Linked DNA regions of Homo sapiens: regions 1 and 2 are each linked to region 3. Evidence: chromatin loops called from intact Hi-C (ENCODE). Cell type or tissue: MCF 10A. All regions are shown on one strand.

The links. Hi-C counts contacts between places; a loop is a spot of excess contacts. Peaks named below come from ENCODE experiments on the same cell type or tissue, not always from the same donor. Only the 100,000 strongest peaks of a DNase experiment are listed, where the experiment ranks them.
Region 1: it touches region 3 in a loop (9-fold over the local background); 74 of 110 quality-filtered maps call a loop at or near these places.
Region 2: it touches region 3 in a loop (14-fold over the local background); 3 of 110 quality-filtered maps call a loop at or near these places.

The regions. Positions count from the first base shown.
Region 1 is chr16:48,538,110-48,546,109 of GRCh38, reverse strand. It overlaps N4BP1 (NEDD4 binding protein 1), which reads left to right. Exons shown (of 7, transcript NM_153029.4): 7 at 2,849-7,384. The coding sequence ends at 3,206. Among named protein-coding and RNA genes, the nearest start is that of N4BP1, 68 kb to the left of the region's middle. RefSeq lists enhancers at 3,488-3,988, 3,989-4,489, 7,037-7,536. In MCF 10A, a CTCF peak has its summit at 3,790 (motif pointing right); no DNase peak of the experiment used is centred here.
Region 2 is chr16:46,943,258-46,951,257 of GRCh38, reverse strand. No RefSeq gene overlaps it. Among named protein-coding and RNA genes, the nearest start is that of DNAJA2, 26 kb to the left of the region's middle. In MCF 10A, a CTCF peak has its summit at 3,236 (motif pointing left); a DNase peak (open chromatin) is centred at 3,237.
Region 3 is chr16:48,618,470-48,626,469 of GRCh38, reverse strand. It overlaps LOC105371240 (a long non-coding RNA gene), which reads right to left and starts at 3,033. Exons shown (of 4, transcript NR_188470.1): 1 at 2,867-3,033. In MCF 10A, a CTCF peak has its summit at 3,077 (motif pointing right); a DNase peak (open chromatin) is centred at 3,019.

The sequences.
Region 1 (8,000 bases), 80 kb after region 3:
TATTTCAATTCTTTGTGCTTTAGTGCAAGTGCTGTCTTTATAGACTAAAAATGACATTAAAAAAATTATTTTTTTTTTTTTTGAGACAAGGTCTTCCTCTGTCACCGAGGCTGGAATGCAGTGGCGTGATTTCGGCTCACTGCAACCTTTGCCCCACTGGGCTTCAGCGATCCTCCCACCTTAGCCTCCCGAGGAGCTGGGACCACAGGCGCATACCACCATGCCCAGCTCTTTTTTTGTATTTTTAGTAGAGACAGGGTCTTACCATGTTGCCCAGGCTGGTCTGAAACTCCTGAGCTCAAGGAATCCGCCTTCCTCAGCCTCCCAAAGTGTTGGGATTATAGGCATGAGCCACCATGCCTGGCCAAAATTTTTTTTTTAAGCCTTAAATTTAGTGCTGGTTTCATATATTTGGAAGCTAATGTAGCAAGCATCCCGGATTTTCAACTATAGTCCTTTCAGTTTTCATCCTAGGAAAAGACAGGAGCCAAACTTTTTTTGTGGGTTTATTTTTATTGATTTATTTTTTTTGAGATGGAATTTCACTCTTGTTGCCCAGGTTGGAGTACAATGGCGCGATCTTGGCTCACTGCAACCTCCGCCTCCCAGGTTCAAGTAATTCTCCTGCCTCAGCCTCCCAAGTAGCTGGGATTACAGGTGCACGCCACCATGCCTGGCTAATTTTTTGTATTTTTTTTTTTTAGCAGAAACGGGATTTTGCCATGTTAGCCAGGCTGGTCTCGAACTCCTGACCTCAGGTGATCCACCCGCTTCGGCCTCCTAAAGTGCTGGGATTACAGGCGTGAGCCACTGCGCCCAGCCTTTTTGTAGGTTTAAAAAGACAAAGCCGGGTTTGGTGGCTCACGCCTGTAATCCCAGCACTTTGTGAGGCCGAGGCAGGTAGATAACTTGAGGTCAGGAGTTCGAGACCATCCTGGCCAACATGGTGAAACCCTGGCTCTACTAAAAATGCAAAAATTAGCTGGGTGTGGTGGTGCGTGCCTGTAATCCCAGCTGCTTGGGAGGCTGAGGCAGGAGAATCACTTGAACCTGGGAGGCGGAGGTTGCAGTGAGCCGAGATCGTGCCACTACACTCCAGCCTGGGTTACAGAGCAAGACTCTGTCTCAAAAACAAACAAAAAAACAAAGCTAGTTTTCCAAGCTGGTGGTCACTTACTGGCGAATACTACTTAGGTTCATCATGTATGTGTGAGAGCTCTCCCTCTGAATCACGAGTGCCTGATGGGGTCATTTTGTATGTGTGAGTGTCTTTTTACATTCACTTTCTAAAGTCATTTGCTTTGAACATGTTATGCTTATATTAATTTCCTTACTGCTTAGGAATCACTGCCTGGGGGAACTGACCATTACTTTCTACCTTCACTGAATGGAAAAGCCAGTATTCAATATTTATCTGAAAATGATTTGGTAGTTTAGGTTTTCTTTGTTGTAGTTGGGGTTTGTTTTGTTTTTAGGACACCTTGTTAGTGGTTGTTTCTGTTTTCATAATTCTTAGGTAACAGACATTAACTAAAGATTCCTGTGAACCTAACAGGGAGATCATATGACCCCATGACTGATGTTTACTCTTTTTAAAAACTAAACCAGGCTGCACTTCTGTGCATTCCCAGCTGGTATTTGCATGGGGGTGTGATGGGGGGTCTAAGCTGAGAGGAAGACACACAGCTCTCTCAGCATTTTTAGGCAGTCACACTTTCCAGCTGATCTTTTCCATTTGCAACAGGAACCACTGGGAGCTGTAGGTTTGGATTCAGTGGTAGGTGGTGATGGGTTTCTTTTTTTACATGGTGGTCTCTTCTACCTAGGAGACCACTACAATTTCAACTCCCTGGTCTTGTGAATCATTTCTCTTTTGAGCCTTTGGGTTTTATGACACAGACGAGGACTTAATTCCCAAATGCCATGCTTTTCTACCCACATGAAGAGAATGGCAGCCATTTTCCACACCTGCTGTGCTCATCAGTCCATCTCATTTTGCTTCCCCACATCTGAACTTGGAAATCCCCTGCTGGGCTTCAGGCCCGAGGCCTGTGTCAGAGCATCAATCAGGTCCGCGGGTCAGAGTTACCAGAAGGAGAGTCCTCTGCTTGCTCCTGCTCCTTGAGCAACCTGGCACGGGGTCTGTCCTGCCTGCCTTTTCACTCTCACTTGGTGGCTCTTTGTGGAGCGGCTCAGAAATCGGTTAAGAAGTTGGGAATCACTTCCATCACAGAGGGGCTGTTGAAGTTAGTTGAGCTTTTGAAGTTGGGGAAACTTCAGCTAGCCTCATTTCTCGCCTGCAGGCCGAGTCCAGTGGGAGGCTTTTGAGCGATACAGATGCCCTCCCTGTACACACATACTCGCACATACCCATGTGCATACAAGTGTGGGCACCCACCCACACCTCATCTAGACTGAGTCGGTGGGGACTGCCACTCTCCCCAAAAGGAGTCTCTTCTAATTTCTATTAATCAGGGTCCTGCACAAAATCAAAATCTTCAGAAGAGTAAGACACTGTTAAACCTTTTGAAAGCTCCCAAGGGTACCCTGGTTAGAGCCAAACAGCTGGATGGGGTCAGTCCTCACAGCAGAAGACCTGGGAGGGTGGTGCTCCCTCATAGAGCGCATTGATTCCCTGGCACGCCTTGAGGTGATGTCAGTGAAATCCCCGCAGGCTCCTCTGTGGGTGTCTCATGGCACCATCTCCACCTCAGTCTTGCATCCTGCCTTTGGAAGCCAGGGAGCGGCATCCTGAGCCTCAAGGCCTGCCGCAGGTACCTTCTAAAATAGCTCTATGATTTTTTGTTTACTTATAACCCAACTCACCAGGACTCACTTCCATTCACAGAGATATGCAGCCCCTACTCAGTGCCCTGCCAAATGTGGGCATGTTTGACCCCAGCTTCAGAGTCCCTGGCACCCAGGCAGCCAGCACCAGCCACCAGCCTCCGACCCGGATTCAGGGAGCCCCTTCAAGCCACTGGCTCCCTCAGCAGCCCCACTTCCCACTGCTGCCAGCCCTCCCCAGTCTCCAGCAGAACCTGCCCATGCCAGCTCAGAGATCTTCTGCAGAAACCAACGAGCTGAGGGAAGCCCTTCTGAAGATCTTCCCTGACTCAGAGCAAAGACTGAAAATAGACCAGATCTTGGTGGCCCACCCATACATGAAAGATCTAAATGCGCTTTCTGCCATGGTGTTGGATTGAAGATTGTGCTGAGCGCTGAGCTTGCGCTCAGGGCTGGCTGATCAAACTCAAGCTCACACCTGTACCTGATGGGAATGAACATAATGTGAAGAAACTTATTTCCCAGTGTAAACGCAGTTGTACAGAAAAAAAATGTTTTGGGTATAAATCTGGGTTTTCAAAACCAGCTTTTTTCTATATATAAATTATGCTGCTATTACAGATTTAACATTTTCTGTTAAAGGAAAGTCTACATTTTCTGCCTGTTCAGAACTGTTTAATAGCAGTTACTCTTGAGTGTATTTACCTTTTTATGTTTTTTAAACTATTTTCCTTAAAGCCGAAAATATTGACAAATGGATATGGTTAGCCTTTATAAATAAATAAAAAAAAAAGTGTTGCTTTCTTAAGGAAAGCAAGACGTCTTAAAGTATATTTTCTTGAGATGAGTATGTCCCATCACTACCATGAAGTGTGCTCACCCTTCCAGCCTCCTCTGCCCTCACCCCCGGAGTTAAAGTGGGTAAGAGTTGGTTTGTTCTGCAGTCTTTGGTTGGAGTGTTGTGAAAGTGGACCCGCGGTGCCACTAGATGGCACTTGGTGCCTAGCCATGGTGAATGACCAGGGCGAAGTTAGTCTCACAGAATACCAGGGCTAGAAGACATCGTGGAGCCCATGGAGTCCCACCCTCCTTCCCCCTTCCACCCTGCGCAAAAGGGGACGGCCCAGTGTGCACGCCGTCCGGCCATGCCCACAGCCACAGCCACAGCTGAGGAGTGGCCGGGCAGGCAGCAGGCTCCCCAGCCAGGGCTTGACACGCCCACAGTCAGGGGCCTCCACATGCCTGGCCTGGCTCTGGAAGTCACGTCTTAGCTTCTGAACACCGTAGCGGGTTATGAGGAAGTTTAATGAAGAGCCCGGTCACTGTGGCCATCTTGTGTCCCCAACTGCAGGAGACGCCCTGATGTGGAGTTTGTACAGCTTTGCCAAAAAATGGTTTTCTATTCTCAAAAGTGACCCAAGCCAATAAATAGCATTAGTAGCTTCTGTGGGGGGATCCCAGAGCCCCTGTATTTATTTTCCCTGTGTTTGTCTCTAGTGTCCTCCTAAACAGCCTTTCCTGTGAGTCTTTCTCAGAATTGATATCTTAATATTGTCTGTTCTAGGTGTTGCCCAAATTCAGTGTCAGTGAAGTTCTTTTCCTGGGCAATCTTAACATCTTTACTCTTATTGTCTGGACCTTCAAAGGGCTTTGTATTTTACACCTGCGCCCCCAGGCTGCTCACAGTCGGCTTGCTGCCTGTCCTGCCTGTCCGGATCTTGTCTCCTAGTCCTGAGGAGCGGAGGCTGAGAACTCAGTGCTGGTTTGTAAATGGTGAGGGGACTTGGGGGCATCCCAGAGTGCTCCCTCCAGGCCTGCTTCTTGGTTTTGTTTGATCACTGCGTTCTTCAAGGGATGAATCCAGAGCCCTCCATGAGGCCAAGCTTGTCCTTCAATCATGTTTCCTCTCAGATGCGTCCGTGATGCCTCCTAATGTGGAACTGGTTGTCCATTGTTTGGGCCTATGGCCAAGTCACCCAGCTGTGGAAGCAGAGGTAGAAGACGAGGCCAGCCAGGAGGGCGACTTCAGTCACAGCTCCCATGCCTCAGCTTTGTACCTGTTTTCAAAAGCACAACTGAGGTGTGCGGGCTGGAGCTGTCTTGCAGTGATTCTGGCCTTCTGGCTCATGGTTCAGTCCAGCAGCCTGGCTGACCCACTATTTCTCCTCTGCTTCAGAGGAAACCCAGGAAATGCCCTTACTGCCAGGCTGAGTCTCCACCCATGCTGGTTGGTGCTGGCTAGGCTGAGGGGGCCACCACTTTTCCTGGCTAGAAGCTACTTGACCTTTGATGTTTGAGTTCTGTAAGTCTTCGTGTTCTGACTTACTGCTTCAGAGGGATTGGCCTGTCCCCTTTCCCTTTCTCGGCTATGGGAAGGAAGGATTGCTCATTGGTTGCCTTCATCAGTTACAGCATGAGACGGAATTCATCATTCCTTCCGAAACCCCTGATATTTAATATTTAATATTTAAAAACCCAAATTATCAAACCATTAAGAACTCATTACTGGTTCTCAGCCTCCTCCAGTACTAGCCTCAGTGTGGCTGCTGCATAAGTATCTGTAGCCTGTCTACCTCCTGCAGTGGGGCCGCTCGCCTCTTCCCTGTCTACTGCTCAGGCTCTCCCACTTCGTGGCATCCATGTAAAGTAGGTGGCAGGGCAGAGATGTCACTCTCATTCAACAGGGAGGATGTCTGTTGCTCAGAGAGGTTGTCCTGAGGGGCTGGGTGATTCCTGGGCCTACATTCTTCCCGAGGCTCCAGGCCGCTGTCTCTGGAAGTAAAAGAGCCTTGTCTGACCTTAATGCAAGCAGTCTGTTTGAACCCCTGTAGGCTGCATTCAGGAGACAGAAGGTGTCTGGGCCATCCTGGGCGGCCGGTCAGCGTTGCTAGGCAGGCTCGGCTGTCTGGCCGGGACTTGGGCCTGGGTGGCTTTTGAGACCAGTGAAGAAGGGAGAGCCGGCCTCATGCCGATGCGGCTTGTGGCACGGCTGGGATGTGAGGGAGGACTCAGATCTACACACAGAAACCCCTCTTCTCCCCGCCCTCCCCCAGCTCCTACCTGCCTCCCACGCCTCAGGTGTGGCTGCCTGTGGGACCATCCCCCAACCCCTTTCCTCGCACCTCCTTGTCCTCACCCAGTTCCTGCAGTGTCTCTGACCCACGCCTCCCGCCTCCTGGCCGACTTGCCCAGGAGGTGTCTCTGGCTCACCTCCGTCTGTTCATCACCTTCCTCCCCAGTGTTTCCACTTATCTTGGATGTTTTAGATTGAAACAGCCTGATTCCCGGAAGAATCCTCTTCATTCATTGCTAGTGCTTCCCCTCACCTCCCACTCTCCACTTCCCAGTTTGCAAATGTGGCTTTCGCCCACCAAGTGAAAGCGGACTGAGAGCAGCCCTTGGGGACGGCCCGGTGCCTGGCTGCAAGGCCGCGCTGGGGCTCTGTCTTGGTGCACATGGCTTGACCGGACTTTCCCTGCTTCCCACCACTTCCCTCACTCCCAGACCTCCCTCATTCTTTTTGTCTCTTCTTTTTGCCTAAAGCCAGTCCTTAACACCCTATTCTTCCTCTGCAGGTGGCTTGCAGACTTTTCCCCACCTTTGGGGCTCGTGGTGGTGGAGAGGGCAGCTGGTGTTAAGAATGTAGGTTACCGGGCATGACCCGGCAGATGCTTGCCCAGTAGTTCTGGAGGAAGGCCCGGGAATCTGCAAATGAGCGCATTCCCCAGGCAGTTCCCATGCAGGTGATCCACGGACCACATGTTGAGAAACTGCAGTCACCCTTAGGGCCACACCGTCCCTCTCCTCGCTGTCCCCTCTCTGTAGTGACTGGCCCTGACCTTCAGGAGTGCACTTTCCACTCTACCAGGAAGCCCTATGACATCCTCAGGCTCCCCAGACCTGCAGCTTGCATGGGGCCCCTCCCTTCTTCCACACCCACCCTCCGTATGGTCCCCTGCTCTGCCCTCGTGCTTTGCTGGCCCCTGCCCGCTACTCCCACTCTCAGACACCCAGGGGTGGTGGGCCCTAACTGGCTGGCCCCTCCCAGCGCTGCCCTCTGCCGTCCAGATGCTGCAGTGTGGCCAGATTTACCTTCCAGTAACATACTTCTAGTCACCCCTCCTCCTGCGAAGTGATCTGCAGTGGCTGTTTGACCAGACCACAAAGTTCACATCTCCTGAGCTTAGTGTCCGTGGCTGTCCACCTCCCAGCCATACTTGACTGTCCCCAAACTCTCCCTGCAGCCACATGTTTCCCATGACCTGTGGGCTCTGCAGATGGACCTCTCTCCGCTAGAGATGCCCTTCTCCCAAATGGCTTCCCTCCTGGAAGGCCCAGCCTGAGTCCTCGTCTCCTTTCCAGTGCTTCTGCCAGAAGCATCCCCATGATGTTGTGACCGCACAGCACTTTGTGTCTCGCTTTGAGCACTTGCCACTCTGGCTGGTGCTGCTGCCACTGATTGTGTACTGTCTTGCTGCCCTTTCTAGACTGTGAGCTCCTCGTGGGCAGGGACCGCCTGTGTTCTCTGTATTTCCCACGGCGCCTAGCACAGTGCCTTGCACTTGATAGGTGCTTAATAAATGTCTGCTCAACTGAACTGGAGGACAGTGCCTTCTTGACTGCGGCATCTGGCAGCAGGACCAGTAAGAGGCCGGGAATCCACTGCCCTGCAGTGGGACAGTGGGGTGGGGCTGGGGTCACTCCACTCCCTTCTCCCTCCCCTGCCAGGCTCCAGCACATGGCATCCTGGGCACACAGGTCCGGGGAGGGGTACCTGGCGCAGGCTGCATACTAGATGCACTCAGGCTTCCTGGCCAGGGCCGACAGCCGGCCCAACCTATGCCAGTCCAAGTCACTCCTGGGGAGTTCCTCTGTGGTGGTGGGAATCGTGGGATGCCAGGCCCAGGTCTGTCAGAAGCCATTTTCCACCCTGGGGGAAGTCGACCTGTGGCAGGAAAGAAGCGGCGACGTGAGAGAGGTTCCTGGCAGCATGAGCCTTGGGTTCCTGTTGTCAGGAAAGCCCTTCCTCGGACGTCACCACACCCCAGTATTCTAACACACTTTTTGCTTAAGCTGGTCATTCCAGTTGGATTTACGTCCTTTGAAATCGAGTCTTGAGTAACACGTGTTACTGTCTTTAGCAAGGATTTGCAGATTGTTTAGAAAGGTCCAAAGACCTGCACAAACAGGGCTTCAGGAGTATCCACCCCAGT
Region 2 (8,000 bases), 1.7 Mb after region 3:
AGATCTGACCTTAGGACCAGAGACCTCTGAGCTAGAGAGGTCTAGCATGATCCTGGACATCAGTCAGTAGCTGGACACCCAGAATCATCCTCCCAGGAATAACAGAGAGAGAGTGTTGGATCTTCCATGTGTATCCTGACAGTTTAGAGATGTTCATGACAATGGCTTCACTACAGAAGTTTAGGCTTTGAATGCTTCATTACTGGCTATCAAAGAAAGGAGATTCAACATTTTAAAAAATTTTTATTAATGATTGATTGATTGATTGAGATGGAGTTCTGCTCTTGTAACCCAAGCTGGAGTGCAATGGCGCGATCTCCGGTCACTGCAACCTCTGCCTCCTGTGTTCAAGTGATTCTCCAGCCTCAGCCTCCCAAGTAGCTGGGATTACAGGCACCCGCCACCATGCCCAGCTAATTTTTGTATTTTTAGTAGAGACGAGGTTTCACCATGTTGCCAGGCTGGTCTCAAACTCTTGACCTCAGGGGATCTGCCCGCCTTGGCCTCCCAAAATGTTGGGATTACAGGCTTGAACTACCACTCTTGCTCTGTTGCCCAGGCCAAGTGCAGAGGCTCGACCTCCTGGGCTCACTGCAGCCTCCGGATAAAATGAAACCCTCTGACTCCTCACCTTTAGGGTGGCTTAGATCTCAAAGACTTTGTCCACAGAGTTTCCTTATCTTCCTTATATTGACTCACAGAGGACCACTGACTACATTTGCCCAACACAGGAGGCTGAGGCAAGAAAATCACTTGAACTCGGGAGGCAGAGGTTGCAGTGAGCCGAGATCAAACCATCATACTCCAGCCTGGGTGATAAGAGCGAGATTCCATCTCAAAAAAAAAAAAAAAAAAAAAATCCAGAGGTTGGCCTAAGAAATTAGAGTAGGCACAGAAGAAGTAAAACCTCAGCACATGAGCTCCCCAGTATGTACCATACTTATCTTTAAGGTCCTGGGCTTAAACCCCTGATATACTAAATAGATCCACAGAGAGAAAGAACTTTGTTCCACCCAAATAAACTGGATCCCCAGACCAGGCTGGTCACCTCATTTCCCTTTGTTTGCTTTAAGAGGACAGAAAAGACTATGCCAGGAGAATTTGGAGCTTAACATGGGCGTTATTTTTGTATTTTTGCCAGCTGTATTCAATTCCCTTTCTTTGGGTAATTGCATTCTGATTTTCCTCTAAAGTCAGGGGTCAGCAAACCACAGTCCAGGGGCCAAATGCAGCCTACCCCCTGCTTCTGTAAATAAATTGTATTGGAATACAGCCATGCTTATTCTTTTACATATTTACTATGATGCTTGCATACTACGATGGCAGGGTCAAGCGGCTGCAACAAAGACCATATATTCTGCAAAGCCTAAAATATTTACTACCTGGCTCTTTATAAGGAAAGGTGTAACACTTCTGCTCTCAGGGACCACAACCTTACTGACTCTCAATCCTTGTGAATCAGAACTAACCTGTAATTTATCCACTAATAAATTTCCTCTTCTGTTTGAGTAGGGTTTTCTGTCACTTGGCAACCAGTTGAGTCCTACCTGATACAAGGTTGGCTGAGCAGAAATCACTCTTTCTACTGGCCTGGCTTAAAAAAACACCCGCCCAGAGAAATGGCATCATAGATAGGCAGGAATTATGTTCCTTTCCCCAGAAGCTGCAACTTGTTTTCTGCTAATGCAATCAAATATTTGAAATAGGGAGTTTCCCAGAAAATGCCAGGTTATGGTCACCATCCGGTGGTGCCTCATTTATGTACTGACAGCGGAAAATGACAAGTGTGTGTGTCTGGTGAGGGAGCAGTAGCACTATTGACTAACAGGTAGAGCAAGAGATGGATACTGGCTGCCTCCACATCTCGGGGTGTGGACTGTGTCGCAACAGCCAACCAGCATCATGGAATAATTTGTCTGTAGCAGGCTCAGCACTTAGTGTTTTACACGTGTTATGTCACACAAAACCCACGACCACTCTGTAAGGTAGAAATTATTACTGCCCCAGTTTACAGATGAGGAAGCCAAATATCTGATATATTGGCCGGGCGGTGGCTCACGCCTGTAATCCCAGCACTTTGGGAGGCTGAGGTGGGTGGATCACTTGAGGTCAGGAGTTTGAGACCAGCCTGGCCAACATGGTGAAACCCCATCTCTACTAAAAATAGAAAATTAGCCGGGTGTGGTGGCACATGCCTGTCTGTAGTCCCAGCTACTTGGGAGGCTGAGCCAGGGAGGCAGAGGCTGCATTGAGATCGTGCCACTGTACTCCAGCCTGGGCAAGACAGAGTGAGACTCTGTCTCAAAACAAACAAACACCAAATATCTGAGATATTGAGGAATTTCAGAAAGGTCACATGGCCAGGAAGTGATCAAGAGGGGATTCCAATTCAAGTCCAAACTCCAAAGCTCATGTGCTTCAACACGATGCTTTACAACCAAGTCAACAAACCCTGAAGAAGTAGCAACTCTTTTCTCTACACTTCAGCAAAGGTCCTGGGTAGGGTCTTATTGGTCTGGTGTGGGTTTTGTGCCATCCTTGCACCAATCACTGTGGTTAAGGTGCACATCGTGCATTGAACAGCAGGGCCTGGGTCACATGCCCAACCATGAGGCTGAGGTGGGCCTATTCTCTTCTAAATGATCTGACAGTGGCAGTGCCAGCCTTTCCATGTAAAAGGGGCTTGGGACTTGAAGGACACAGCAATTTATGCATTGGAGAAACATCTATTGTCCACATTAAAGAATACAGCAAGGAGGGGTAGGGTTTCAAAGACGAAAGCCTCTGTTGAGCATTCCTAGATGCCAGGTACTGTTTACGAGCTGTGTGCCCCAGACATTTTGCACTTTCATCTTAGGAAGCGGAAACTGCTAAGGTGGAGGACTAGGGTTTGCTTAAAAACAAAACAAGCTGGGCGCAGTGGCTCATGCCTATAATCTCAGCATTTTGGGAGGCCGAGGCAGGCAGATCACTTGAGGCCAGGAGTTCCAGATCAGCCTGGCCAACATGGTGAAACTCTGTCTCTATTAAAAACACAAATATTAGCCAGATGTGGTGGCACACACCTATAGTTTCAGCTACTTGAGAGGCTGAGGCGGGAGGTTCGCTTGAACCCAGGAGGCAGAGGTTGCAGTGAGCAGAGATCATGCCAGTGCACTCCAGCCTGGGCAGAGTGAGAACCCTGTCTCAAAAAAAATTTTTTTTAAACCCCACAGCACTGCAGATGGGGATCACATAGGTGACCAGCTCCCCCTGGTGCTTAAACAGTTTTTCATCCAGAAGTTTCCTTTTTAGACTTTTATCATGGGGAAGTATGGCTGTGCAACAAGATTGAACACAAGAATGGTTATTGAAACATTGTCAATAATGGTGAGAAGTTGGAAATAACCTGAACATCTCCCGTTAAATTTTGTTATGTCCATTCAATGCATAATGTGTAGTTATTAAAAAGCAAGGTTGAGACCCTGTGTGAAAAAAAAACACAAAAAGGCATAGAGTGCCTGAATGGATAAAGATGTAAGTGAACAGACAACTCAGAATGGAAGAAAATATTGCAGACTGTCCATCTGACAAAGAATTAATAACCAGAGTGTATAAGGAACACAAATAACTCAACTGCAAAAAAAAAAAATTATTTAAGAAGGGGGAAGATCTGAATAGACATTTCTCAAAAGAAACCTACAAATGGCCTACAGGTGTATGAAAAAATGCTAATTACTAGTCATCAAGGAAATGCAAATCAAAACCACAAGGAGGGCCGGGCGCGGTGGCTCACGCCTGTAATCCCAGCACTTTGGGAGGCCGAGGCAGGGGGATCACTTGAGGTCAAGAGTTCAAGACCAGCCTGGCCAACACGGTGAAACCCTGTCTCTACTAAAGATACAAAAATTTAGCCAGGCATGGTGGCACATGCCTGTAATCCCAGCTACTCAGGAGGCTGAGGCAGGAGAATCACTTGAACCCGGGAGATATATTTGAAGACAGCTAAAAGAAAATAATTCAAAATTCAAACTTTTCTTTTTTTTTTTTTTGAGACAGAGTCTTGCTCTTGTCGTCCAAGCTGGAGAGCAATGGCACGATCTCGGCTCACTGCAACATCCACCTCCCAGGTTCAAGTGATTCTCCTGCCTCAGACTCCCGAGTAGCTGGGATTACAGGCGCCTGCCACCACGCCCAGGTACTTTTTGTATTTTTAGTAGAGATGGGGTTTTGCCATGTTGGCCAGGCTAGTCTCGAACTTCTGACCTCATAATCCATCTGCCTTGGCCTCCTAAAGTGCCGGAATTACAGGCATGAGCCATCACATCCAGCCTATTAATTCAAACTTTTCTAGTGGAAAGAAAAGACCAGTGGCCTAGAATGGTGGCTCATGACTGTAATCCCAGCACTTTGTGAGGCTGAGGCAGGAGGATCACTTGAGGCCAGGAGTTTGAGACCAGCCTGGGCAACATGGCAAGATCCTGTCTCTATAAAAAATAAAAAATCTTAGCTGGGTGTTGTGGTGCACACCTGTAGTCCCGGATACTCTGGAGGCTGAGGCAGGAGAATGGCGTGAACCCAGGAGGCGGAGCTTGCAGTGAGCAGAGATCGCACCACTGCACTCCAGCCTGGGCGACAGAGCGAGACGCCGTCTCAAAAAAAAAAAAAATGCGTTCACAACTGTTCTGATGGAATACGCACAAAGTCGAAAGTAATGATTTTCTCTGGGTTTGAGGATTATGGGTGTTTAAAAACATTTTTATTATAAAAATTTATTATAAAATTATACACAGCCTGGGCACGGTGGCTCACGCCTGCAATCCCAGCATCCTGGGAGGCCAAGGCAGGTAGATCACTTGAAGTCAGGAGTTTGAGACCAGCCTGGCCAACATGGTGAAACCCTGTCTCTACTAAAAATAGAAAAATTAACTGGGTGTGGTGGAGTGTGCCTGTGGTCCCAGCTACTCGAGAGGCTGAGGCAGGAGAATCGCTTGAACCGGGAGGTGGAGGTTGCAGTGAGCTGAGATCATGCCACTGTACTCCAGCTCAGGTTACAGAGTGAGACTCAGTCTCAAACATAAAAAAAAAAATTATACACAAAAGTAGAGAGAATAATATAATGAACCTCTATATGGCCATTGCCCCAACTGATTCATTAATTATTTTTTATTTTGCCACACTTGTTTTACTTATTATTATTATTATTATTATTTGCAAACTGATCCCTCTCTCCTGAAGTATGTTATTTATTTAGAGACAAGGTCTCACCTGTCGCCCAGGCTACAGTACAGTGGCACAATCTTGGCTCACTGCAGCCTCAAACTCCTGGGCTCAAGGGATTCTCCCACCTCAGCCTCCCACGTAGTTGACATTACAGGTGTGGGCCACCACACTGGCTAATTTTTGTATTTTTTTTGTAGAGATGGGGTTTCGCCATGTTGCCCAGGATGGTCTCAAACTCCTGGGTTCAAGCAATCCTCCTGTGTCCAAGCAATCCTCCTGTGTCCAAGCAATCCTCCTGTGTCCAAGCAATCCTCCTGTGTCCAAGCAATCCTCCTGTGTCGGCCTCCCAAAGCACTGGGATTACAGGAGTGAGCCACTGGCCCCTGGCTTGGAAGTATTTTAAAACAAATGCTACACCTCACTGATTTTTATTCCTACATAACGTCAACATGCATCTTTTTGAAGGACATTTCTTATGTGTTTCTGATGTCATTATAATACAACAAAATAAACAACCCTTCGTATTCCGCACTACTTGGATTATTTCACATTTTCATGATTCTCCTTTCTTTTTCTTATCTGCATTTCCTAATTTTTTACAATAAACATAACATATATTATTTAAAAACAACATCTATACAAAAATTAGCCCGACCTGGTAGTGTGCACCTGTAGTTACAGTTATTAAGGAGGCTGAGGTGGGAAGATCCCTTGAGCCTGGGAGTTCAAGGCTGCAGTGAGTTGAGATTGTGCCACTGTACTGCAACCTGGGTGACAGAGCAAGAGCCTGTCTCAAATAAATAAATATATAAATAAATAAAATAAAAGCAACAATTAAGACATTAAAATTCTTTGATGTACTTTTCTTTTTTTTTTTTTTTGAGACAGGGTCTCACTCTGTCGCCCAGGCTGGAGTACAGTGGCACAACCTCGGCTCACAGCAACCTCCCCGTCCCCACTTCAAGCGATTCTCCTGTCTCAGCCTCCCGAGTAGCTGGGAGTACAGGCACATGCCACCACACCAGGCTAATTTTCCTGTGTTTAGTACAGATGGCGTTTCACCATGTTGGCCAGGCTGGTCATGAACTCCTGACCTCAAGTGATCCGCCTACCTCAGCCTTCCAAAGTGCTGGGATTACAGGGGTGAGCCACCGTGCCTGGCCTGATGTACATACTTGGTAACACAGGTTACATTAAGCAATTAAATACCAAATCTGATTAATCTAGCAATGATCTAAACACAAATAAAGGCTTGCAACTTTTTAGCCATTTGAGATGGAGTTTCGCTCTCGTTGCCCAGGCTGGAGTGCAATGGCATGATCTCAGCTCACTGCAACCTCTGCCTCCTGGGTTCAAGCGATTCTCCTGCCTCAGCCTCCCAAGTAGCTGGGATTACAGGTGTGCACCACCATGTCTGGCTAATTTTGTATTTTTTTAGTAGAGACAGGGTTTCACCATGTTGGTCAAGTTGGTCTTGAACTCCTGACCTCAAGTGATCCACCCACCTTGGCCTCCCAAAGTGCTGGGATTACAGGTGTGAGCCACCGTGCCCAGCTATTTAACAACCTTCCTTCCTTCCTTCCCTCGCTCCCTCCCTCCTTCCTTCCTTCTCTCTCTCTCTCCTCCTCCTCCTTCTTCTTACTCCTCCTCCTCTTCCTCCTCTTCTTCCTCCTCCTCCTCTGCCTCTTCTTCTTCCTCTTCTTCCTCCTCCTCTTCCTCCTCCTTTTTTTTTTTTTTTTGAGACAGGATTTCACTCTGTCGCCCAGGCTGGAGTGCAGTGGCACAATCTTGGCTCACTGCAAACTCTGCCTCCTGGGTTCAAGTGATTCTCCTGCCTCAGCCTCCCAAGTAGCTGGGACTACAGGCATGTGCCACCATGCCCAGCTAATTTTTGTATTTTTTTGTAGAGATGGGGTTTCACCATGTTGGCCAGGCTTGTCTCAAGCTCCTGACCTCAAGAGATCCACCTGTCTCGGCCTCCTAAAGTGCTGGGATTACAGGTGTGGGCCACTGCACCTGGCCAATTTATCATTTTTTCATTCCCACCACCAGTATTTCAATTGCTCCACATTCTTGTGGACAAAAAAACATTGTCAAGCTTTCTCATTTTGGTCATTTTGGCTGTTCCCTAGTGCTCTGAATTTGCATTCCTTTTCAGGACTGCTGATGTTGAGCATCTTTCCATGCTTCTATTTAATTTTTTTACATGTCCCTGACTTGAAGCTCAGATATTTCCACGGTCTTACTGGCCTTGTGTACATCTTCTCTTATAAAGTGTCTGTTCAAACCTTTCCCCTATTTTTTTTAAACTGTTTTGTTTTGTTTTTTTAAGTGATAAGGTTTCACTCTGTTGCCGAGGCTGGAGTTTAGTGGCACGATCACAGCTCACTGCAGCCTCGAACTCTTGGACTCAAGTGATTCTCCCGCCTCAGCCTCCCGAGTAGCTGGGACTGTAGGTGCACAACACTGTCAGGGGAGTTCAAACTAGAGTGACTCCATCTTGAATGAGGGCTGGGTAACAGGAGGCTGAGACTTGCTGGCTGCATTCCCAAGAGGTTAGGCATTCTTAGTTGCAGGACGAGACAGGAGGTCGGCAAGACTGGTATCACAAGACATAGGTCATAAGGGCTCTACTGATAAGACAGGATGCGGGGAAGAAGCTGGCCAAAACCCACCAAAACCAAGATGGTGACAGAAGTGGCCTCTGGTCATCCTCACTGCTCATTATACCCTAATTATAATACATTAGCATGTAAGAGGCGCTTCCACCAGTGCTGTGACAGTTTACAAAAGCCATA
Region 3 (8,000 bases):
CCTAACAAAAACAAGCAATGGGGAAAGGATTCCCTATTTAATAAATGGTGCTGGGAAAGCTGGCTAGCCATATGCAGAAAACTGAAACTGGACCCCTTCCTTACACCTTATACAAAAATTAACTCAAGATGGATTAAAGACTTACATGTAAAACCTAAAACCATAAAAACCCTAGAAGAAAACCTAGGCAATACCATTCAGGACATAGGCATGGGCAAAGACTTCATGACTAAAACACCAAAAGCAATGGCAACAAAAGCCAAAATTGACAAATGGGAGCTAATTAAACTAAAGAGCTTCTGCACAGCAAAAGAAACTATCATCAGAATGAACAGGTAACCTACAGCATGGGAGAAAATTTTTGCAATCTATCCATCTGACAAAGGTCTAATATCCATAATCTACAAGGAACTGAAACAAATTTACGAGAAAAAAACAAACAACCCCATTAAAAATTGGATGAAGGATATGAACAGACACTTCTCAAAAGAAGACATTTATGTGGCCAACAAACATATGAAAAAAAGCTCATCATCACTGGTCATTAGAGAAATGCAAATCAAAACCACAATGAGATACCATCTCACGCCAGTTAGAACGGTGATCATTAAAAAGTCAGGAAACAACAGATGCTGGAGAGGATGTGGAGAAATAGGAATGCTTTTACACTGTTGGTGACGGTGTAAATTAGCTCAACCATTGTGGAAGACAGTGTGGCGATTCCTCAAAGATCTAGAACCAGAAATACCATTTGACCCAGCAATCCCATTACCGGGTATACACCCAAAGGATTATAAATCATTCTGTCATAAAGACACATGCACACGTACGTTTATTGCAGCACTATTTACAATAGCAAAAACTTGGAACCAACCCAAATACCCATCAATGATAGACTGGATAAAGAAAACGTGGCATATATACAGCATGTAATACTATGCAGCCATAAAAAAGAGTGTGATCATGTCCTTTGTAGGGACATGGATAAAGTTGGAAACCATCATTCTCAGCAAACTAACACAGGAACAGAAAACCAAACACTGCATGTTCTCACTCATAAGTGAGAGTTGAACAATGAGAACACATGGACACAGGGAGGGGAACATCACACACCGGGGCGTGTCAGAGGATGGGGGGTAAGGGGAGGGAGAGTATTAGGACAAATACTTAATGCATGTGGGGCTTAAAACCTAGATGACAGGTTGATAGGTGCAGCAAACCACCATGGCACATGTATACCTGTGTAACAAACCTTCACGTTCTGCACATGTATCCCAGAACTTAAAGTCAAATTAGAAAAAAAAGAAGAAAAAAAAAATCATTATGCCCAAATACATCATTGATGTCTATTTCAGTTGAGTAAGGAGACTTGTTATACTGGGAAAGAGAAAAAAAGGGGAACATGTACCTTGAAATCATACTGAACTGAATTCAAATCCTGTCCCTGCCATTTACTGGCATTGGAAAAGTCAAGTAAGTTCTCTAAGTCTTTGTCTCCCCATTCTTTTTTTTTTTTTTTTTTTTCAAGACAGGGTCTTGCTCTGTCGCCCAGGCTGAATAGTGCAGTGGCTCAATCTCGGGTCACTGCAGCCTTGACCTCCCCGGCTCCAGCAATCTTCCCATCTCAGCCTCCCGAGTAACTGGGACTACAGGCATGCGCCATGTCTGGCTAGTTTTTGTACTTTTGGTAGAGACAAGGTTTCGCCATGTTACCCAGGCTTCCCCGTTCTTCAAAATGCACATGAAAATGATGTCCATCAAAGCATTCCCGGGAGCATTAAATGAGAATTCTTGTAAAGCAAGGAGCACATAATCTAGCCCAAGAGCGCTGCGAGTTCACAGTGACTCTTTATTTTGCACTGCACTTGGAAGAATGTTGGACAAAGCGCGTGCCTTGGAAGCCAGGGCAGGAGTTCTCAACCTATGGAGCACCAGGAACACCTGGGGTTCCTGTTAAAAATATCCATGCCAAGAGTCCCACCCCAAACCCACTGAGCCAGAATCTAATAGAGGTGGATGGAACCTAAGCTACTGCTACTGTATTTTAACACCCTGCCCCTCTTTTTTTTTTTTTTTTTTTTGAGGTCGAGTCTCGTTCTATCACCCAGGCTGGAGTGCAGTGGCGGATCTCTGCTCACCACAACCTCCGCCTCCCGGGTTCAAGCGATTCTCTTTCCTCAGTCTCCCGGGTAGCTGGGACTACAGGCACGCGCCACCATGCCCTGCTAATTTTTGTATTTTTAGTAGAGACGGGGTTTCACTATGTTGGCCAGGCTGGTCTCGAACTCCTGACCTCGTGATCCGCGCCCCCCCCCCCCCCCGCCCAAGGCCTCCCAAAGTGCGGGGATTACAGGCGTGAGCCACCGCTCCCAGCCCACCCTACCCCTTTAATTCGGGCACATCAAAGCTGAGAACAGCTAGATGGAGATGCCCTGTGTCCTTCGGTGTCACTTCTGGGCCTCCGGAGGTGGCAGGCCCAGGCAGACTGACGTGCTAAGGTTGTCGTTCTAGATGCTGAGAAGTTCTGGAGTCATCACCAGACAGTGTTAAGAAAGAGAGCTTTGGGGAGTAATTTCCCTCATGTGACCTGAGGGCGGGGGTAGGGATGGAGGAAGTCGCCCTCCCCGCTCTGACATCTGATCACCTTCTGTCCACTTGAAGCAGCAAAAAGAGGGTGCAAAGTCCCCGTTGCATTTTACTGAGCTTCTGATGCACTCCCCCACCTCCCCAGCTGCTCTCTCCACATTCGAGGAAGCAGCGCGGGTAGCAGCTGACCCAGTCGCCCCTGGTTGCCTGGAAGTGCCCTTCCAAGCTTTTTTGTCAGAGAGAAAAAACAAAAGCCAAGCTCGGGGCTGTGGGTGCTTACCAACTTTCTTTCGGTTCCCTCCGAAATCCCTCCCATTTGTGGGAGGCGTTTTCTGCCAGTCACCCACGTCCATTTGGTTTGCATCCCAATTCGGCCTTGCCACCGGCTCCCAGAAGCTCTGCGTGCTGCGGGTGGCCCCGGCGTCTACCTCGCGCTCGGGTGGAAAGAGCTGGGACGGCCTCGCAGACTGCGCTGGCGCCGCGAGAACAGCAGGTGGCGCCACGGACCCAAGGCGCCCTGAGCCGGGAGCGCTTCCTGGAGAGAGCAGGAGTGTCTGTGTTCACAGGAGCTCAATAAATGCTTGATAGGTATGTGTGAGAGCTGAAAGTTTCCCGCTGCACTCTGTGTCCAGGTCTAAGCAGAAAAGCTGGCAGGAGGGTGAAAAAGCGAGTGTCCAGGGGTGGGAGTTGAACAATGGGAACACACCTGGACACAGGGAGAGGAACATCACACACCGGGTCCTATCGGTGGGTGGGGGGCAAGCGGAGGGGGAGCATTAGGACAAGTACCTAATGCATGCGGGGTTTAAAACCTAGATGACGGGTTGATAGGTGCAGCAAACCACCATGGCACATGTATACCTATGTAACGAGCCTGCACGTTCTGTACATGTATCCCAGAACTTAAAGTCAAATAAAAATTAAAATTAAAATTAAAAAAAAAAAAGCGAGTGTCTCCGCAGGAAGGGCGGGCGGACCCTCCGCCTTGCAGAAATGGGGAAGCCTGGCCCGGGAGCAGGGAAGGCCGCGCAGCACCAGGAGCGGAGGGGCCAGGACTCGGTCGCCAGCTCGGTGGTCTTAGACCCTACACGGGCTTCCCCAAAGACCTGCGGCTGCTAGCAACCCCCACCCCAGGGACAGAGTCCTCGGTCCTGGGGCACCAACTGAGAATTTCCCACTCTGAGTCATTTACATCCCCTTGATGATTTTGGACGTACCTACATGTCACCTGAAATATGACTCAGTTATTTTTTTCTTCAACTCAACTGTTTAAAGTTAAATGTAGGCCAGGTACAGTGGCTCATGCCTGCAATCCCAACAGTTTGGGAAGCCCAGGCTGGAGGATCTCTTGAGGTCAGAAATTTGAGAGCAACCTGGGCAACATAGCAAGACCTCATTTCTCAAAAAAAAAAGAAAAAATTCAGAGCAGGAGTGTAAGTTTATTTAAAAGGCTTTAGAACAGGAAAGAAAGGAAAGGAAAGTATGCTTGGAAGAGACCCAAGCAGGCACCGACATCAAATGCCCATTTTTTTTTAATTAGCCAGGTGCAGTGGTGCACACCTGTAGTCCCAGCTACTCAGGAGGCTGAGGTAGGAGAATCGCTTGAGCTTAGGAGTTAGTTCAAGGCTGCAGTGAGCCGAGATCATACCATTGCACTCCAGCCTGGGCGACAGAGCAAGACTCTGTCTCTAAAATAAACAAACAAGAGTTATCTGTATTAAAAAAAAAAAAGTAAATAAGTAGAGCTAAATATAAGGGAAATAGTTTATTGCTATACTAACTAGAAGCCCAGTATTTCTCACCAAAACATAAGAGAACTATAAAAATAAATACACAACAGTCATGATTTCTTACAAGTCTGTCAGTTTACCGCTGAAAAGCAACTGGTATCTCATCAGTGCTGTGTTTTCCACACTTGAGGAAAATCAGGGATTCCAGCGCAGAAACCAACAGGAATTCTGAATGAAATGAGGTAACAGGTGGTGAAAGGAAAGCCAAGCAAAGCCGGAGAGAGAGGGGTTCAACCCTGACCGACATTCTGTGCCGGGCAGCAGATTCCAGGGCTTCTTGCAAGATGCACGTTCTTCCGGAAACTGCAAGTTATTTTTGACTGGTAAGCTGGAGGGGAAGGGTAGAGGCCCAGTTTCCTGTGAGCCCACCCCACCCCTGAGGTCTGATGCCAAGCTGATGGCATCACAGGGTCAGGTAGTCCCAAGAGGTCACCTGGCTGGCCTCCCATATCTGGTGACCAATCACCTGTCCCACAACCTTCTTGAGGGGTCTTCCTCCCTCTGCCCCAGTGCATTGCTGCTGTGGAGGCAGCTGCAGGGAGGCAGGACCCAGGGCAGCTGGCCAGACAAGTGAGTGCAGGGAAGATAGAGGAGGTGGAGTGGCCCTTCCCCAGACACAGCTTCAGTGAGCCTGTGATTGAAGAGGTGTCTGCACTGGGTTACGCTGTAGGGAAAGATAACCATGGGACTGTGGGCAAGGCACTTCCCCTCTTGCTCTTGGCTTCCTCTTCTGTAAATTAAAGAAGGTGGGTCAAACAGGACCTTGTAGTGAAGAGTCGTCTCCAAGCACCTCTCCAGCCTGAGACTTGGGGCTGTTAGAGGGAGGAATTGCCTGGCCAACCGTGTCTTTCAGTGCATGCAGTTGGTTTTTTTTTTCTTTTAAAGACAGGGTCTTGCTCTGTTGCCCAGGCTGGAATGCAGTGGCCTGATCATGGCTCACTGCAGCCTCGAAATCCTGGGCTCAAGTGATCCTCCCACCTCAGCCTCCCAAGTAGCTGGGACTACAGGCACCCACCACCATGCCCAGGTAGTTATTTTATGGTTTACAGAGATAGGGCCTTGCTGTGGTGCCCAGTCTGGTATGCAAGAGTTTTGTAACAAAGTGTGCAAATGGTCTCTCCTATTATTTCAGAGAACCAAGAGCCCATGGTCAAGTAGAAGGAGCACCCTCCCCACTGTGTGTGTCCTGCAATCCTGGAATATGGAAAGGCCATTTGTGCCACCTTGTCCTGGAGCTCTTTAAGTCAAGAAATCCCAATTATTGATCCTGGGCAGTCCCTAAACTAGCCTGGTATGAGTTTGGGAGTGGGAGAGTTCAAGGGGAGCCAAGGCATGCCTCTGCCCCTCTAGTTCTGCCGGGAAGTCTTCAATATTGCACACCCGCTGTGACAGTCCTGGCTCAGTCCCTTCCTAGTGGTGGGGACTGCAGTCAAGTTAATTAATCTCTCTAAGCCTCAGTTTCTTAATCTGTAAAATGGGCATAACGCCTACTTCATAGAATTGTTTGTTGCGGCTAAATGAGATCATTCATGTAGAGTCGGTCAATCAGTATTTGCTGAACACCTACTGTTCTAAGTGCTTGGTGCATAGCCTAGTTCCTTGTACAGGATTAGGCATGCAGGGAGTTTTGGAAAAGCAATGAATATACGTGTATATATGTGTGTGTGTGTATATATATATATGTATATGTTTATATAGAATATCTTCCATACCACAGCAATTCCATTCAATCCCCTCTTTCAAACATGAAGGGGCTGGGCTTCCTCTTGGCATGGTAGCCAGGTTCCAAGCAAGACTGTTTCACCAGCAAGTGTTCCAAGAAAAAGGAAGTAGAAGCTTTCATCTTCCTAAGCATTGATCTTGGAAGTTCTGGAACATCACTTCCACTGAATTCTATTAGTCAATGAAGTCACAAGACCAGTCCAGATTTTTAAAGGGAAGTACGCACATGCAGGAAGGAAGGAATTTCTGAGGACCATCTTTGGAAACTACCTAACACAGACAAGGAATAGAAAAGGCCTGGTTTCCTGTGAGCCCGCCCCACCCCTGACCTGACGTCTGATGCCAAGCTGATGGCATCACAGGGTCAGGTGGTCTCAAGAGGTCACCTGGCTGGCCTCCCATATCTGGTGACCGATCACCTGTCCCGCTTCCTTCCTGAGGGGTCTTCCTGCCTCTGCCCCAGTGCATTGCTGCTGTGGAGGCAGCTGCAGGGAGGCAGGACCCAGGGCAGCTGGCCAGGCAAGTGAATGCAAGGAAGATAGAGGAGGTAGAGTGGCCCTTCCCTAGACACACCCTCAGTGAGCCTGTGATTGAAGAGGTATCTGCATTGGGTTATGCTGTAGGGAAAGATAACCATGGAACTGTGGGCAAGGCACTTCCCCTCTTGCTCCTGGTTTCGTCTTCTGTAAATTAAAGAGGGTGGGTCAGACAGGGCCTTATAGTGAAGAGTCACCTCCAAGCGCCTCTCCAGCCTGAGACTTGGGGCTGTTAGAGGGAAGAATTGCCAGCAGTTGCTCACTGACACTGTAACATTTATTCATTTGTTCATTCATTCATTGCCTGCCTTCCCCTCTCATATGTAAGCTGATGAGAACAGACATTGCTTTGTTTAGTGTTATATTCCCAGCACTTAGAATGCTTGGCACTTAGTAGGTGCTCAGTAAATATTTGTTGAATGAATGAATCAATCAATTAAGTAATCAATTATTCAATTGTCCTAACCAGCCACAGGAAGTTGAGTAGGACAAGAAGGTTTCATGGAAGAAGTGAGAATTGGGCTGGGCTTTAAAGACAGGTAGGCCTGGCAAGAATGTGTTCTATTGATGAGCCAATGAGAAGCAGTGAGAGATAGTGGGCTGATGCCCCAGTCACTTTGGTGGACACACAACCAACCACAAACCCTTAACTAATTGTTCTTTCACACCCCATACAGGGAGCTGAGAAGCCTTCATTAGATTTGATGTGTGTGTCCCATGGAGTATGTAGAAAGAGGATGCCAAATTTTTTTTTTTTTTTTTTTGAGATAGGGTTTTACTCTATTACCCAGGCTAGAGTGCAGTGGTACAATCATGGCTCACTGCAATCTCAACCTTCCAAGCTCAATCCATCCTCCCACCACAGCCTCCCAAGTAGCTAAGACCACTCTGCCTGGCTTTTTTTTTTTCTTTTTTCTTTTTTTTGAGACAGAGTCTTGTACTCTCACCCAGGCTGGAGTGCAGTGGTACAATCTTGGCTCACTGCTGCCTCCACCTCCTAGGTTCAAGTTATTCTCCTGCCTCAGCCTTCTGAGTAGCTGGGATTACAGGTGCACACCACTGCACTTGGCTAATTTTTGTATTTTTAGTAAAGACAGGGTTTAGGCCGGGCTCGGTGGCTCACGCCTGTAATCCCAGCACTTTGGGAGGCCGAGGCGGGCAGATCATGAGGTCAGGAAATCGAGACCATCCTGGCTAACAGGGTGAAACCTTGTCTCTACTAAAAATACAAAAAATTAGCTGGGTGTGGTGGCGGGCGCCTGTAGTCCCAGCTACTCAGGAGGCTGAGGCAGGAGAATGGCGTGAACCTGGGAGGCGGAGCTTGCAGTGAGCCGAGATTGGGCCACTGCACTCCAACCTGGGTGAC